Linked DNA regions of Homo sapiens: region 1 is linked to region 2. A link is an interaction called in ENCODE POLR2A ChIA-PET data of the cell type or tissue named here. Cell type or tissue: Panc1. All regions are shown on one strand. Each heading gives the region's core, and the rest is flanking DNA. Links, peaks and the distances in the headings are about the cores only. Region 1 overlaps PTPRR (protein tyrosine phosphatase receptor type R). Region 2 has its middle 40 kb from the start of LGR5.

Evidence for each region. Peaks named below come from ENCODE experiments on the same cell type or tissue, not always from the same donor. Only the 100,000 strongest peaks of a DNase experiment are listed, where the experiment ranks them.
Region 1: POLR2A ChIA-PET joins it to region 2 with 9 read pairs; 1 of 35 experiments calls an interaction of 5 or more read pairs at or near these places.

The regions. Positions count from the first base shown.
Region 1 is chr12:70,845,895-70,854,825 of GRCh38, forward strand. All of the region lies in intron 2 of PTPRR (protein tyrosine phosphatase receptor type R), which reads right to left. Among named protein-coding and RNA genes, the nearest start is that of PTPRR, 70 kb to the right of the region's middle. In Panc1, for the core only: CTCF peaks have their summits at 3,641 (motif pointing left) and 3,841; a DNase peak (open chromatin) is centred at 3,688.
Region 2 is chr12:71,395,673-71,404,603 of GRCh38, forward strand. No RefSeq gene overlaps it. Among named protein-coding and RNA genes, the nearest start is that of LGR5, 40 kb to the right of the region's middle. In Panc1, for the core only: CTCF peaks have their summits at 2,220 and 2,423; no DNase peak of the experiment used is centred there; H3K27ac peaks cover 5,098 bases.

The DNA of each region.
Region 1 (8,931 bases), core at 637-8,636, 550 kb before region 2:
TGCCCTGAATTTGGATTTATGACCAATTGTTTCAGAGTGTTAACATGAATCACAGTGCTTCAGTGGGACAAGAGAAGAAAAGCAATTTCAATACTGAAAAATAACAAAATGAAATAAAATATAGACCAAGAATGGAAAATAAATGGATAGTTAAATACAAGTATATGTAACCCAACTAAGCAACAACTTAAGGATTATGGGATAATAATCACCAAATATTTGAAGAATCTAAATAACAAAGTAGAAAACAAATTAGTTGGCTTGAAGGATAGTGTTATGGTTAATTAACATGGAAAGAAATGAGCAAAGAAAACGCTTCCTTTCCACTAGCTACGGACCAGAAAAAAGCTTTAGGTTCATTCAAAGACTAGATTATGAGATTACATACAAAGAAAACTCATAGGAAGCTTTTTAGAGAGACCTGTAAAAATGTGGCTTATGAGCATCTTGGAGGCAGACTGGCATCTCACCAGACATGGCCCAGAGGAAATGTGGAGCCCTGAACGTAGGTACCTGGCATGGGTAGGCACTTAAGACTCACTTGTTTATTTTAAGAAATGGTTATATTAGTTACGAAGAAGAAAGCGTATATAGGCATTGCTATTGTGTGAATGTTTGTGTCCTCTCAAAATTCTTGTTGAAATCCTAACCCCCAAGGTGATAGTGTTAGGAGGTGGGGCCTTTAGGGATTGATTAGATCATGAGGGCAGATCCCTCATGAATGGGACTAGTCCCCTTAAAAAAGAGGCCAGGAGAGAAGGGGCTTGTTTGCCCCCTTCCACCATTGAGGATGCAAAGGGAAAGCACCACTTATGAACCAGAGAGTGAGCCCTCACCAGACGCCAAATCTGCTGGGTCCTTGATCATGAACTTCACAGCCTCTAGAAATCTAAGAAATCAAGTTTCATTGCTTAAAAGCTACTTGGTTTAGTGTATTTCATCGTAGCAGCCTGAGTGGACTCAGATAGGCATCTGTCTTTCCTCAATCTATCCACAGCTTCCCCTGCTTGTCTCAGTGCAATATTTATCCGAACTGAAATTGCTTATGGGTATCTGCCTCTTCCCTCCCTCTCATGCCACTGTGTAAACTCCTGGCATGGGGATCTTTCCTGGGGTGTCCAGGCACTGTACATCCTAGTGCCTGACATCTTGTGAAACTCAATGATGGAAGACTAACTTTCCTGCTTTGAAGGATGTGAAAAACAAACGCCTGACACGAGAACTTGGATGTTAAGCACAAAAGTTTTGACAAGAGACCTTGCTCTGCCACAGTTTATGCAGCTGTAACATCAATATAACAATGGTGCCTATATCACAGGAGTTGTGTGAGGCTTAAATGTAGTGCATGTAATGTGCTTAGCACTTTGCCTGGCTTGGAGTAGCTGGTCATTAATTGTTAGCTCATTACTATTTATTATCGATGCACAAAATTTATGGTCAAACCACAAACATAATCAAAACATTTGGTCCAACATATCCTCTCTAAAAGCCAATAGAAATTATAATATGGTCAGTCTAGTTGGCTCTGATATTTCAGATGACTGATAATATTTTTTCTGCTTGTATTATTGCAGGAAACTTGGAAATTTACATCTCAAAATATGAGGTTTTGGGGCTGTGGATGTATAATTGCCACCTCCTTCAATTTGCTTGGTGAGGTTAAATTTTGGAAAGACTGGGTGAGCCATACTCTTCCTCTCCATTCTCCACTTGAACCAAGTTTAAAAATTTTTTATTGTTCCTACTTCACCAAAATAAAAATGCCAATTAATGGGATTTGTCCATAATGAGCTTTGGATTTAATCCTCCTACAACCCTAATGCTTAGAGAGAGGGAATTTTTAAACTTCAAAATTTTGTGGCTCTAAGCACCAGATGGACACTTAGAGGTTCCAGAAAGACTCAACACAATAAAGAAATTTGGCTGTATTTTCACTTTTAAGAAGTATTTGTTCGACTTTTTGGTAAAGAACAGCTTAAAAATAGTTGTAACATATAATTTGTGTTACTTTTCATAAACATAATGATTTTCAGTGAAAATAACTTGTAGTCAGTTGCTTTCGGGGTATCCCCTTCATCTTTTCCCTGAGATTCTGAAAACTATTTCATATGGGCATGATAATAATCTACTATTGCCTAAACCTAAGTGTGTCCTGAGGGTCATTACTATAAATTACAAGAGATTCCCATCCACTCATATTACATATAATGGGAGGAATGTCATTAAAATTCACTTAGTTCTCAGATTGACTCAGTACAGGCCTAAACGAACTGTCAAACAACTCTAAAAATAAAATATAATGACTTGATGTGTAGACAATCGTACTAGCACTGAATAATCTCCATTTGCAATAGTTATCCGGTTCTATGACCAATTTTTATTCTCATAGTATTATTCCCTTCGAATATTTCTATGTTCATCTGTGTTCACACAAATTAATGGTTGTTTTTTTGAGATGGAGTCTTGCTCTGTCACCCAGGCTAAAGTGCAGTAGTGGATCTCGGCTCACTGTAGCCTCTGCCTCCTGTGTTCAAGAGATTCTCCAGAGCAGTTGAAACTATAGGTGCATGCCACCATGCCCAGCTAATTTTTTAAATTATTTTATTTTTGGTAGTGACAGGGTTCTACCATCTTGGCCAGGCTGGTCTGAAACTCCTGACCTCAAGTGATCTGTCCGCCTTGGCCTCCCAAAGTGCTGGGATTAGACATGAGCAACCACATCCAGCCAGATTAATGAATATTAAATTGTAATGATCAGATTAGAGAATTATCTAATAATTTAAGAATGCAGATGTACTTTAAATGCCATTTGGTTATACTAAAAATGTTTTGAATAATTTAAAACAATCATTCACAATTTAGATGACTTATAGTTACACCAAAACACTGGGGTAGAATATGTGATAGATGCTTAGAGTTACAATTTGAATCTGGGAAAATAACTTCTAATGATACTTTCTGTGTAGTATCACTCAACCAAACACAATTAACATATTAAATAACCTCTGTTGGGAATTATTAAAGTTTTCACAAATAATTTTTTAATATAGATAATTTCTGACTGCTTCATCTTGATGTAAGTTAAATAATTTTTTTATCTTGCCCACATCCCCAATCACCATTTATAATTTTTTGTTTATGTGAAAATATGCCCTTTATTCAAAAAAATTGACTAATAGCAAACTTTGGGAATACAATTTAGCCTGGAGAAGAAAAGATGTAGGTAGAATTTATTAGCTGTTGAATTATTTGGATGACTATTATTTGGAAAACAATGTATTAGAAATGACTATTTCCAAAGGTAGATATTTGAACCATGGAAGTAGATATAAGAGATAAATTTCTTAGCAAAAAAAAAAATTTTCCAACAGGCACAGCTGACCAGAAGTAGACTGGCTGCTTTGGATGAGAGTAGCTTTCCTGTTAAAGAGAGTTCTTAAGAATAGGCCAGATAGCCACTCAAGAAGAAAGGTTTGGAGGGAATCCAAGTCTGGAAAGAATGTTTAGACATAGCTGCTAACGTTTTGTCAGTTTGTAGTTGCCAAAAATAAGAGTGGAGATTGACAGTGGATTTTTTCAACTCAACTACCAGTTTCTTTCATTAACATAGCATGGCACTTCTTTCTGTAGTAACACATCACCAAATTTGAGAAGAGGGACATCTGGTGGATGAAATAAGCAAAAGGAAAGGGGTTTTGTTTTTACATTATAATTTACAACATATTTTGACATTTCCATTGATTTTTCCATGAAAAGAAAATCTATCAGTCTACAAAAATATGTGGTTGACAATGGGCAAAAATTATTTGTGACCAAGTGATTTGGGTATGGTGATCGTTTCATCTGGCCCCTTACTATATGTTTAATAAATGCCTTTTTAGTCATTTTTCCTTAATTAATTCAAATTAGGATATTTGAGGATGAACTTGCTTGTCTTAATAAAACATAAACATGTGACTTTCTTGGCCAAGTAAGAGCTGTTATTTTTAGCTAAATTACTCAGTAGACGGAATGACAAACAAAAACCAAAAGACATCCAATTGCCTAAACTATAAATGCAATTGTTTTTAGTCTTTACAAAAATATTCATTTCAGTTTTTCTATTCTAATAAAATCAAAATTAATTTGAACTTAGACATTTAAATGTAGTGATACATTTCTCTATTTAAAAAAAAGTAATTTTCTGGCTGGGCATGGTGGCTCACCTCTGTAATCCCAGCACTTTGGGAGGCCGAGGTGGGCAGATCACCTGAGGTCAGGAGTTTGAGACCAGCCTGGCCAAAGTGGTAAAACCCTGTTGCTACTAAAAATGCAAAAATTAGCTGGGTGTGGTGGCGGGCGCCTATAGTCCTAGCTACTCGGGAGGCTGAGGGAGAATTGCTTGAACCCAGGAGACAGAGGTTGCAGTGAGCTGAGATCATGCCACTGCACTCCAGCCTGGGCAACAAAGCGAGATTCCATCTCAGAAAAAAAAAAATAAAAGGTAATTTTGTATCTATTTCCAGAAAGATCAATAGGGCAGCAATTTAAAGCAAGGTTGCTTGAAATAATAAGCTGAATCCAACTCTACTAACTAAAATGACTACCTACCTCATTAGTGATGTTTTCCCATCACCGATTTCTATATCTAAATCACAAATAAGTATTGGAAGCATCATTCTTGAAAGCAGAGCTATTATTTTATTCTTTATATCCTGAATACAATATATTGTAGGCACTTAAATATTTGGTGGATGAATCTCTTCAAATCCATTGTGACCGGGAATAATTTCACCCTTCCTTGAAAACCCAGACCTCTCTCTGTGCCTCTCGACGCTTTTGGGGAATACGAAATTGATGTACCTTTCACTCTCGCATTTTACTCAGTGCCAGGCCCAATGCAGAAAACAGAAGCATTTTGCAAGTTCCTTTTCTTCTTCAGACCTAGCTATAAGGAAGATGCTGTCCCTACATTGCTTTGCACACAATACAACCTCAGTACATCTTTTGTTGAATACATGAATGAGTTAATAAATTGCTAACTCTTCTGAGTGTTTCTCCTGTTTTTTTTTCCTCATTCTCTTCCCTTTTACTTCAGTCTCATATACTATGATTTCATAAATAAGCCAACATTTGTTGGGTATTCATTATATTTAGGTATTGTTCTAAATATGTTATACATAAGTCATTTGATTTAATTCTCATGATAACCCTATGAGGTAAACTTAAAAAAATACTTATTTTTTAAAAAAGAAAACTAACGTTAGGTAATTTGCCCAAAGTGACAGGGCTAGTAAGAGTCAAAGCCAGAATTTGGACCCAGTTAGTTTCTGATTTCAGAGATAGGTCTCTTAAATATTGCATTTATCCTGACTCTAATAATGACCCTCTGGTAAAATACCCAGACACACAGACAAAAATAAGTGAGAATGAGAATCCATATTCCAATGTCTTCACAGAAGATGATGGAATATTCTAAAAGACAAACCAAGAGATGGGAAAAGTGTCCAAAGTCCTATATGGAAAAATCAGAAAAACGTTTTGGGTAGAGGTTAAGAGCACAGCCTAGGGAAGGAGTCTGGGTTCATATCCTGACCCCATTACTTACTAGATATGGCACTTTCTTACTAGATATGGCAACCTCTTTCACTGCCTATCTCTCCTTGTTTCTGCAATCTGAAAACAGAGAGAATAAGAGAATCCACTCTGTAGGTGTTTTGTGAAGGTTAAAGAAGTTAACATGTATAAGGCATTTATGAAAATGAATGGCACACAATACTTGCTAGTATTTCTATCATCACAGTTCATCATATTGAAGACATACTCCATTATAAAATGATCTATTTTCTATATGACTCTAATAAAAAATGCCTATTGTAAATGCAAGAAGCCATTGATGTTTAGATGTATCCTGATGTCAGAGATATTGAAATGTGAAAAGAAGTACACGCTGGAATTATGTGCAGAATAGACAAGAAAGAAAAAGCCAGCTGGCAGAATTAAATGTTTTCATACATTAACAATTTCATTTTTTTCAATTCTCTTTTTTACTTTCTTTTCATTATTTTTTCAAATATTTTGTATCTAATCATGAGGTTTCAGTACCATGGTTCTGGGAAAACTACTCATGTTTAGGCTTTAAAGTTAGCTGTGGTACTAAATCCTTCGATGAAAGACAGAATGCCCTGGAAGGAAGGCAGACAGTGTATGAGTGCATGAGTGGGTGAAGGGAAGGGAGCTGAAGGGTGTGCAGGAAATGAAATTTACCTGATGAGACCAGATGCTTTAAAAATTTTTTTCAAGTCAAAATCCAAAGTCACTTGGCAAATACGAGAACTAGGAAGATGTAAAGGGTTGGAAAAATGAATCAGGGACAAATCAATTATTCAAATTATTCATTCAACAATTGTTAAATTAAACACCAATGTCAACTCAACTGGCTTTGCATGCTATATGAAAGAAATTAAAAAATAAGAAAAGATTACAAAAGAAAAATATCTAAGAGAAAATTGACATTAAATTGCATTACAAATGGCATAGTTAACTGCAACTATGACCTAGTTTCTGCAGTGGTAGCATGCTGTTTTCCTGATTAATACTGTATTACTTCTTTTTATACCCTGATTATTATCAAAGTAATCAGCACTGAGCAAACAGCAATCGAATCCCTTCTCAGGAGAGGCTGATTCTCTACTGATGTTAAGCTAAGCCCCTTCATGGAGCTTAAATCAGCCCCTGAGGAGCCACCAGATGGATTGTGAGAATTTAGAAGAGGCAGTATTAGTGTGGAATAGTGGAATAGACAACAGAAAAGGAGTTCAAGTAATTGAGTTCAAGGATCACCTTTGTAACAAACTAGCAGTGTGACATTGTGCAAATTATTTACTTTTTTTGGACTTCTACATACTTGCTCATATTGAGGACTTTACATTTTCTCCCCCCTTCTATTCTTTAATTTTCTGATATTGCGTTTAACATGATGAGACAGGCAGGAAAGGAGCTGCTGTCAGACACTGGGCTTGGTGTGCATGCCTTATGATTTACGGGCAGGATCTTGGGGCTTTCAAAAGAAGTTCTGTCCTCATGGGAGATTACCGTGGCAAATTTCTATCTTATGTTCCTTACAATAATCATGACTACCGTTCACGGGCCAGGGGCCGCCACACTTTATCTCATTTATTCCTCACTACAATCCTCTGAGGCAAGTGTTAGGACTTTTATTTTATGGAGGAGAAACAGGAACACAAAAGAGATTATCATTATAATAATGAGGAGAATAATTATTTGTGTTTACTCTGTGCAATTACTGTGCTAAGGGCTTCTCATATATTAATTCTCTCCATCCTTACATCCACATTTTAAGAAAGGTTCTGCTATAATTACCAGCCTTACGGCATCTAATAATTAAATAATCTGTTCATGTCATCACATGGCTGGTAGTGGGAAAACAGGATTCAAATGTAAACAGCTAGATTGCAGAATCCAGTACTTGACCATTACACATTCTGCATTAAAACTACATAAGGTCGCACAACTAATATGAAGAAAAATAGAAATCCAAATTTGACTCCAAAGCATGGACATTTGCTTAATGGACATTGCTTAATGGTTATTAAGCAATACTGCCTTTGGCCCTTGCCCAACCATATGTTGTCTTCCTTTGGATTTTCTGTGGTTTCTGGCCTTTCCACTCAATATTGCTCAATCTTGGTCTCGGACTTGATATGTAACATTGGCCTGACCGCAAATATGCTTTTGCTTCTTGTACCAAGCCCTGGGGTCCTATTGTGCCTATCCCAGGACATGGACCCATCTCTGGTCACTACTTCTTACTTGGCTCTGGCAGCTCTAGGGCCCCAAGCTTTGCTATAGGACCCAAGTCAGCCAGCCATGTCCCCGCTCCGCCTCCCGCAAAATGAAAAACACTGGTCACATATGTTTGTGAAAAAACTTACTATAGATCAATAAGTGGGAAAGATAAGGAGATTAAATGCCAAGTGGCGAGTTGTTTCTACCTTACTCTTACTGTACATCAAAAAGTGGGACATACAGAAAAGGTCGTAGATGTGTGTTTGTGACTCAACAACAAATCTCTGAGAATCAAGTAGCTACAATATCATCATTATTATCATTATTACCAGATTTAGAATAGTGTTCTATCAAACCTTAACACTTACAAACATCCAAATCATGTCCCTTCTTTCCCATTCTAAAATTGCATGCCAGCAAGGAATAACCTAATTATTTCAAAGGCATATATTGAAGAAAGGATAACTTTCTCTCCCCTTTTCTTTCCATGACCACCAACAGTCCCCTAGTTTGAATGCTAAGAGTTTTTTGGGAATCACATTCAACTTCTGTGTGTCACTGAGCAATATTAAGGGCTGGCAAAGAAGAGCAAAATTTCTAAGAAGGAAAACGCAGAGCAAAGCCAGCTGTTCCTGCCAATGTACTAATTTACATTTTTGCAAAATCAAAGCACCACAACGAGACACACTGCATTCAGTCGACTTCATGAGGTCACTCTATGCCATGTGCCCTTTTCAACTTTGTGACTGAAGCAGTAGGCACATCTTCATAAGGCTCTCAGAGTCTTCTGTGTCCAAAGAGGTGTATGCTTAGTGTTGCACATGCAAACATGGCATTCTCAGTTCATTTACTCCAAGGCTCCTTAGCTCTCTTTTCATTTAGAAAAACTATTCTTTGACCTCCTCTGATGCTAATGATCTATTTTCTGTTTCCTTTCATGGATCACACAAAAGTTGAAATTGCATCCAGGCACCAGAGGGTAGAGGCTGGCTCTGGATCTAGACAGCCTGGGTCTGAATCTAGCTCTGCCATCCACAAACTGTGTGACTGGGCAATGTCCTTAATTCTCAGTCCTTTGATTTCCTCATTTGGGAACAATGAAATAGTACTTACTAGGAAGAGTTGTTTACCTGTTAAGCGTTT
Region 2 (8,931 bases), core at 674-8,673:
TGCAGGTCTACAGAAAACAACTCACATTCTGCCCCACTGGGTTCCATAATGTAGGATATCACCTGCCACACTCATGACTCCGTTCATGTTTTCTTCCAGGAGTCATTGCCTCAACAGAACATTTCCTGGCTGCAAGCACATCCAATACAAGGCATAAAATAGCCAGTCCTGTATAAAACATATGAAATGGTAGTTCTTTTAAATACTACATTTTGAAGTCTGGAGTCAAGAAAAATGGGTCCTATATTCCCATCTTTTTGGAAACTATCGAGAATTGTTATTTTATACAGAAAAGGTAACTGACAATTACTGAGCCCTTACTGTGTGCCAGACACTTTATGAAGCCAGTGACTTCATTTGTTTTAATTCTTACAACATTGATCCTGTAAAATAGGTATCATCACTGCCATTTTGCAACTAGAAAACAGATTTAGTGATCTCAAGAGGCCTGCCCTCCTAACCTCCTAATCTCCCAGTCTTCTCCAATCAGTTAATGTCACCACCAGCCTTTCAAATGCTCAAGCTATAAATCTAAGTGTCATCCTTAACACTTAGACACGTCTTCATCTTCACTGCTCCTACCAGTTCAAATAACTATCATTATTACCTGGGCTACTGCAATAGCCTCCTAATTCATCTCTCTGCTTTTATACTTGCCCACTCCATTCTCTAAGCCCAGCAGCCAGAATGATTTTTGTAAAACATAAACCATAAAACAAACTGACTTAAACACTTCCATGATTCCCCACCATACTTACAATATAATTCAAACTATTTTACCCTGCATACGAAACTCTGGATGATCTGCTAAGAACCCTAACTTCATGCTCTTATCTTTCCTCTCTCCAATAATCAGAACTTATTTCTGTTCCTGGAACACACTAAGCTTGTTCCTACTTTAAGGCTCCTGCTCTGGAACTATCTTCACACAGATCTTCACAAAGAAGTTTGTGGTCATTCAGTTCTCAGCTGCTATGTCACCTCCTTAGATGGATCTTTTCTCTTGACAACCTAAAGCAGCCCCCCATCATCACACCCTGTAGTATCACCCAGTTTTATTTCTCCATAGTACTAACTGCTGTCTGCTAATTTCTCTTTTTTAAGAGAAAAAAAGTTTTTTTATTTCTTTCTTTCCGTCTCCTCCCACAAAAATGCATGCTATAAGATACCTTGCCTGTCACATATAGCACTGTGATTCCAGCACTTAAAACAGTGTCTGGGACATTATAAGTAATTGATAAATGCCTAAGTATACACTGTTAATTCCCAGATCAAGGTTAAAATTCAGGTATCCATCCACAAATTTTTTCTACTATATTTTGACTTCTCCATGACTTTATCTTAGAATATTATACATTGTAAAATTTACTATTCACTTTACATATACTGATCTCTATTCACTTTACATATACTGATCTCTATTCACTTTACATACACTGAACTCTATCTCCTTTAAATTATAATTATCTTTATCCTTCAAGGCCTGTTTTACTTTCACTATGGCACTTTTCTTCATACCCCAATCAAGTTTAATCACTCCTTTCTCAATATTAGTATAAAATCTTTATTATATTTTATTTTTGAAACTTAGATTACCTTGGGTTTTTAAATCTACCTCTCCAGCTAGACTATAAGTTCTTTGAAGATAAAGATCATGTCAACTCTTTTTCATTTTTCCCAATGCCCATCAGACATAGAAGGCATTGAGCATAGAATTTAGTCAATAAATTCTTGCTGAATTAAGTTATTTTTTTCTCTATGCAAAGATTTTGTTGATTTTCAGAGATATAAGTCTCTCACAATACAATAAAAATCACTCAAGGAGACAAAACAACCTGTTTATTGACAATAAAGATAATTCCAGGGAATTTATTGGAATGACTAAGGTTCAAGGCAGTATTCCACACATTCTAGAATGAATTCCATGAAGAGTAAATTGCATCTCACTGACTCAGAACCTATAAATATTTTTCAAGTAATATTGACACAGGATGTTGAATTCCAAACAACTTTTTAAAACCACTAATCATTCACATTTCCCCTCAAATGTCACACAGTATAAAACTAATGGATCTTTTGTGACTTGATGACATTTGTCTCCATTTTTAAAGGTATTATAATGGAAATGTGGCCTTCTATCATCCTGCTACAGTTGGTATAAATCCACTAGATACTTTTAAAAAATATTTTGGGAACACACAGTCATGCAAACCAATGTCTGCCTGTCCCAGCAGGGGATAGTAAAAGACTTTACAAACACCAGATGGGATTTAACAGCGTTAATAAAACATTAAATGCTCCAAAAGTGCTAAGTCACTTTGTGAACAACTCAAAAAAAATATATTTGATTTCCATTATACATATTTTTCTTTCCTAAGAAATTCTAAAATTTTCCAGTAAAAGTTTTATCATAGTCCTCTGACAGTTAATTTCTCTTAATGTTAAACTATAATTATCTACCGTTTGGATACTATGCATAGATTAGTATTTGTGGTTTTGTTAACAACTTTATAATTTTACCATAAATATAGAACATATCAAGTTCTCAATGAATTTCAACATGTTTAATGCCTGCTTCACCAGAAATCCAAAGCAGAAATATTTTTGTCCAATGTGACTTATTTTTGTTATACCTAACTATGTATGAGTTGACATTTTCATAAATATTTTATAAAATAGTAATTGGTAATCAATATGATCTAGAAATACATTATTCTCCAATTTATTTTAAAAAAATAATATTCTTGGAATCTTCTGGGAATATAAGATTGTAATCATAAAATAAAATCAATTTTCTATTCAAAGTGACTAGAAGCACAGATAATCCCCCCAGAAAAAAAAATATATATATATATATATCACACACCCAATTGGATTTTATTGAATGTTTTGCTCGAGTAGCAAGCTTCCAGACTGGAAACAAGAAAAGGCAGAATATCTACAAATGTTATTTTTTTTTTTTTTTAGAGACGGAGTCTCGCTCTTTCACCCAGGCTGGAGGGCAGCTGTGCGATCTCGGCTCACTGCAAGCTCTGCCTCCCGGGTTCACGCCATTCTCCTGCCTCAGCCTCCCGAGTAGCTGGGACTACAGGCGCCCGCCACCACGCCTGGCTAATTTTTCGGTATTTTTAGTAGTGACGGGGTTTCACCGTGTTAGCCAGGATGGTCTCAATCTCTTGACCTCGTGATCCGCCCGCCTCGGCCTCCCAAAGCAAATGTTCTTTACTATTGTTTTACTTTACTGTGATTAGAAAATGGCTTGCTTTGCCTAAGTACATGTCAACTCTCAGTAAATGGTTTCAATTCATAAGAAAGCAATTGAAAGTCATTCTAAAATTAAATTTTAGCTGCATTTAATATAGTAAGTATATAATCCACAAACAAACAATAAAGCAACTGAAGAAAAAAAGTATTCATTTGGCCTAGCCATGTCTGTGAGTAGATATGCTATTTTACTATCCTCTGAACCATGTCACTTATCTCAGATAAGGAAACAATTCAGTGCAAGAAAATGCTATCACAGAAATCAGTGCAGCTGGAGTAAAATACCTGTGAGCTCACTTGATGACAGTCCACAAACCAAAGAGGGTTCATGGGTTTGCTCAAAGATGGGGTCAGGGAAGGGTCTCTGTTTTAGTACATTTAATCTCAAAGAGAGTGAAAGTCACAAAAAACAAATCTAATTACGTCACTCTCCTGCTTAAACTCTTCATTACCCTCCCTCTGATCTCAGGAGAAAGTCCAAAATCCCAAAATGCCATCCAAAACGCTTTATGAGCTGGGTTTGCTGAGTTCTCTGGCATCAACTCTCAACATGCCCCCACTCCCTTCACAGCTGTGCAGCAAAATGCAATTCCCCAAGAACACTCTACTCCTTCAAACTGGAACACTCTTCCCTCACTTTCTCAGGACTTACTCCCATCTGTAACTCAAGCTACCACTTAAAGGGCAGCTTCTCCAGAAAGTCCTGCATTTCCAAAGTCCCGTGAGAACAGAAAGTCCTCCTGCAAGTGCTCTGAGCACCGTTCAATATATCCTATTAATCATACTGTATTGCAGGGTGGTTCGTCTGTCTCTGCCACTGGATAGCATTATTTTATCCTCACAAAACCCAATGAGATAGGTCTTATTATGCCATTATATAGATTAATAAACCAAGATTCAGAGAGAAACTTACTTAAGGTCACATAGTTAATTGGAGGTGGAAGAAGAAATAAATAAAATCCTGTAGCTTCTTTTAACCATCACACTATGCAGCCATTGAGGATGAAAGCATTAATTCAAACCATTATGAACTGTTGCTATATTAACTTAGATTTTATATATATTATATGTATAAACGATATACATATGTACATATAATGCTTAGTGTATAACCTACCTGTAACACATACTATGTGCTCAATAAACATTAGTCATCATCATTATTATTATTATCATTAGCATTATTAATGATTGGTCAGAATTTATCTCTTTCCAGGCAAAACTCCAGGAAAACAGCCAAGCCCAGGACCTTTCCAAACAATGAGAACAATCACAGGTAGTAGTTTTCTCAAACTACATCCCCTGCTTTCTTTCCTCAGAAGTTTTTAATACCAACCTGTATTAAGCTTCCAAAACAGACAAAATAGAATTGCTCTCAAAGGAAATTCCTTTTCACCTCCATCCACCTGCAATTATTCCTTGGTGATTGAGGGCTACATTAAAGAGTCTAAAGAGTATACATTTTACATCTTTGGTGCTGTCATTCTATCACTGCTTTTGCACGATATCCATCTTTATCCTTTTGGCTTGACTTAGGCCCATTATACGTGAGGCCCCATTAAACGAGTGAATTTTTACAAAACTCTTTATTTCTTTAGGGATGTGAAAATGAGTCTTATACCAATGGCAGCAGCATCTATTTGAAGACAATCTGATTTTGCAGGGACTTAAATGGAAAACAATGAAAACAGGAACTGTCTGCTATTAGATATGTTTCCTGAAACCCAAGCTGAGTAAATTAAGTCTCTTGGTTTTGTTGTTGTTCTCACCTCAGAGAGTCCTGCTTAAATCAACAGGGTTTTGAGAGTACAGATCAATAGTAAGACTTTGCATTTTTGCAGAAGAACAAAGCTTTCTGGGGAAAGAATCAGCCAATGAACAGCAATTAGTGTCTTAATTGCAAATACACTTAAAGCTCTGAAGAATTGTGTTAGTTCATTGAATTATTGAATCTGGGATTTGTTCCTCCACATTGAAAACTAAGTGCACAATTTAACATACTTGGCAACTTTTTTAAAGCACAGTCCAAACTTTGAAATGCTTCTTGCATTACAGATCCAAATAGCCCTCATGAAATAATAAAATAAAATCTTTGGTTATCATTTTATTCACAGTAGCATATTGGATTTGCAGTTAATAATTTTCAATTTCCCAAGAGTAAATTTAGCCATAAAAAATTAGTTTATAAATGACCATACAATGTTTTCAATCAACTTCCATATTAGAGATTCAGCTTCTTAATTTAGAGTTCACTCTCATTTTAAATTTATGGATGAAAGAATGAAGAGCTGAAACTTCACGTCTGTGGAGTAGACACTAGACATTGAATCCAATTAGAGCTCCTAGGTGTAGGAAGAGTTGTACTCAACATCGTAAGCACAGGGCCGAGAATTTGGGGATGTGGGAAGCCAACAGAAAGGAATAGAGCACCTAATGAAATAGTCCAGCAGAAGGGCAGAACATAAGGAGAAATCTCTGTTCATTCCACATAATTCTTTATCTGACCTCACCCCCACATTGCAGCAAGTACTACAGATGAGGTAGAGACTCCTCAGCCATAAGGAATGAACCCCAAGGCACTAGGTTCTCTCCACCTACTCTGTCTTCATAGTCACAAAGATTTTGACAGAGCTCCAAATCTGGGAGAAGATTTTGAACTATTCACAGATCTCACCGCTCCTAAAAACTTCAGAAGAGACCTCAGAGCTCCCCTCAGTGCTGTCCCCTCTACCCATTCCAGCTAGAGGAAGGACCATCACACTCTCTGACCTTCCCTGTACAAAATTCTCAGGGCTTTCATAAATACAGTTCCAATGTGCTCACAGCTGAGCTCGAGAGTCTTTATATATGGCATTGTTCTCTGAGTATCATTTTCTGCTTCTGTTGTACCACATCTTAAAACTAATTTTCTCCTAAATTCTATTAGTATAATATTTTCTAAACTGTGAAGAAAAAGTCATTGGCCATTTTAATGGTGATATCATAGTGATTTATATTCATTTTTTCAAGCTTTCTGAGAAGAATGGAAGTAGAATTTTTTTAAAGTAAAAACAAAAAATTTCAGAATGCATAAAGGGAGAACTACATAAATAATCCTTCATGTCCAATGTAGTGCTTTTTAACACTGGGTCCATGAATTGTTATGGTTATCAATGTGTCAGCATATGTCTACTCAGAATGTGTCCATATACATCTACTTATGGAAATTTCGGGTGTATACATATATGAGAATTTTATGTAGGCATCATCGCTTTTATAATATTTTAAATAGGGAAAATGCATCAAAAAAAGTTTTAGGGGAGATAAATTAATAAAAAGTTCAAAATTTTTATCTCACCTTACTATTCAGCCTTTTAATGCCATGAACTTTTTTGGCAGGGGTCAGCCCTTTGCTTCTGAAGATAGAGATATAGATGCAGTATTCTGTATATGTAGACACAGATATAATAGCAGTCATTTTGATTGTCTTTTCTTTTTCTCTTTCTGCTTCTTAAAAAGGCCCCTGTGTTAGTGAGGAACCCATCTTCTTTCAGGAGCTATCTCAACAACTACAGACTTATTCATTGTTCCCCTGCCAGGTTCAGAGAGCTAACAAGGAATGAGGTAGACTCACAATAACAGCCAACCTTTACAGAGAGCTCCCTATATATACACCTGGCACTGTGCAAAACACTTTGCCTCTTCTAGTCTTTATAACAATCCCATTAGATTACTACCTTTATTATTCTCATTTTACACATAAGACTTAAAAAACTAAGTCCTTGCCAGAGTGACATCAGCAAGATGGTGGAATAAGGCTTTCCAGCACACACCTTCTCCTAAAATCATCAATTAGAACAATTATCTATGCACAAAAATATCTTTATAAGAGCTAAGGAATCCAAGTGAGAGATTATAGAACCTGAGTAGAGCACATAAACAAAAAAATATGCATTTAAGACGGTAGGATGAAAAGTGGTACCCTCTGCACGGGAAAAGGACTATGAAATAATACCCACAGCTTCACCACAGAGCCAGCAGAAGGCATGAGCACCCCTCTACCTTGAATCTCCAGTCCCTGCCCACAGACTCAGCATCCAGGCCCAATGCTAGGCCAGGCCAACCCCTTTGGCCCCAGGCTCCAGGTCTTTCCCAGCACCAGGCTAACCACCATACCTCAGGCTCTGAGCTATTGCCTGCAGCCCCAGGCTCCAGGCCAAACCCTGTGGTCCCAGGTTTCAGGCCCACCCAGCTATCCCATGTAGCTCAAGCTCTACACCAGCTTCTATAGCCTCAGGAATGAAGATGGCACCTGTGGACTCAGGCTTTAAGCCCACCACAACTCCATGCCGGCCCCCACAGCCCCAGGCTCTAGTGGATCCATGATCCAGGCACACTCCAGTGGACTCAGATTCCATGCCCAACATTACAAGCACTAGGCGCACCCACCTACTCACCCAAGTACCAGGCTAGCTGCCCAAGGATTCCAAAAGCAAGCTTTCCATAGACCCCACTAGCCAACCTGCCCAGAATCTCTTAAACAGCTTACTGGTGAAGGGCTTGCCAATCTGTAAAGACTGGAAGAAGTGCCTGCTTCTTCAAACAAACATCGACATAAGACCAAAAGGATCATGAATAATCAGGAAAACATGACACCAGCAAAAGAACAAAATTAGTCACCAATAACTGACCTTAAAGAAATGGAGATCTACAAATCACCTGAGAAAGATTTCAAAATAATCATCTAAAAGAAACTCAGTGAGCTACAAGAGAATCCAGATACACAACTAAACAACATTAAGAAAATAATACATGAAGAAAATGAGAGGTTCAATAAAGAGATAGAAACAATAAAAAAGAAGCAAGCATAAATTCTGGATTTGCAGAATACTATGACTGAATTGAAGAAAACAAAAGCCATAAAGAGCTTCAACAGCAAACTCAATCAAGCATAGAAATAATTAGCAAGCTCAAAGACAAGTCATTTAAAATTATTTAGTCAGAGGAACAAGTTATAAAATAAAAGAAAAAGACTGAAGAAAGTCTAAGGGACTTATGAAACATCACTAGACTTGTTTAAAAGAAATGCTAAAGTGATTTCTTCAAGTTGAAATTAATGCTAACAACATGAAAACCTATGAATGTATAAAACTCTCTGTAAAAGTAAAAAATCATCAAATTTAGATACTCTAATATTGTAATGGTGGTTCATAAATCACCGTTAACTCTAGGATAAAAGTTAAAAGATAAAATATTAAAAATACCTATAGCTACAATAATTTGTAAGTGAATAAGCAATAAACAAAATTCAATTATGTAAATTATAGCATCAATAAGATAAAATGTGGGTGAGAAGTTAAAGTGTAGAGGTTTTGTATGCAGTCAAGTTAGTATCAGCTTAAAACAGACTATTATAAGATATTTTATGTAAGCCTTATGGTAACCACAAAAATAAATACCTGTAGTAGATACAAAAGAGATAGAGAATGAAATCAAAGCATACCACTCTTAAAAAGTTATCAAATCACAAAGGAAGACAGCAGGAGAAGAAGAAAAGAACAAAGGAACTACAAAATAGACAACAATTAATAATATGGCAATAGTAAATCCATACCTATCAATAATTTATTTATATAAATGGATTAAATTCTCCTATCAAATACTTCGAGTAATGAAATGGATAAACAA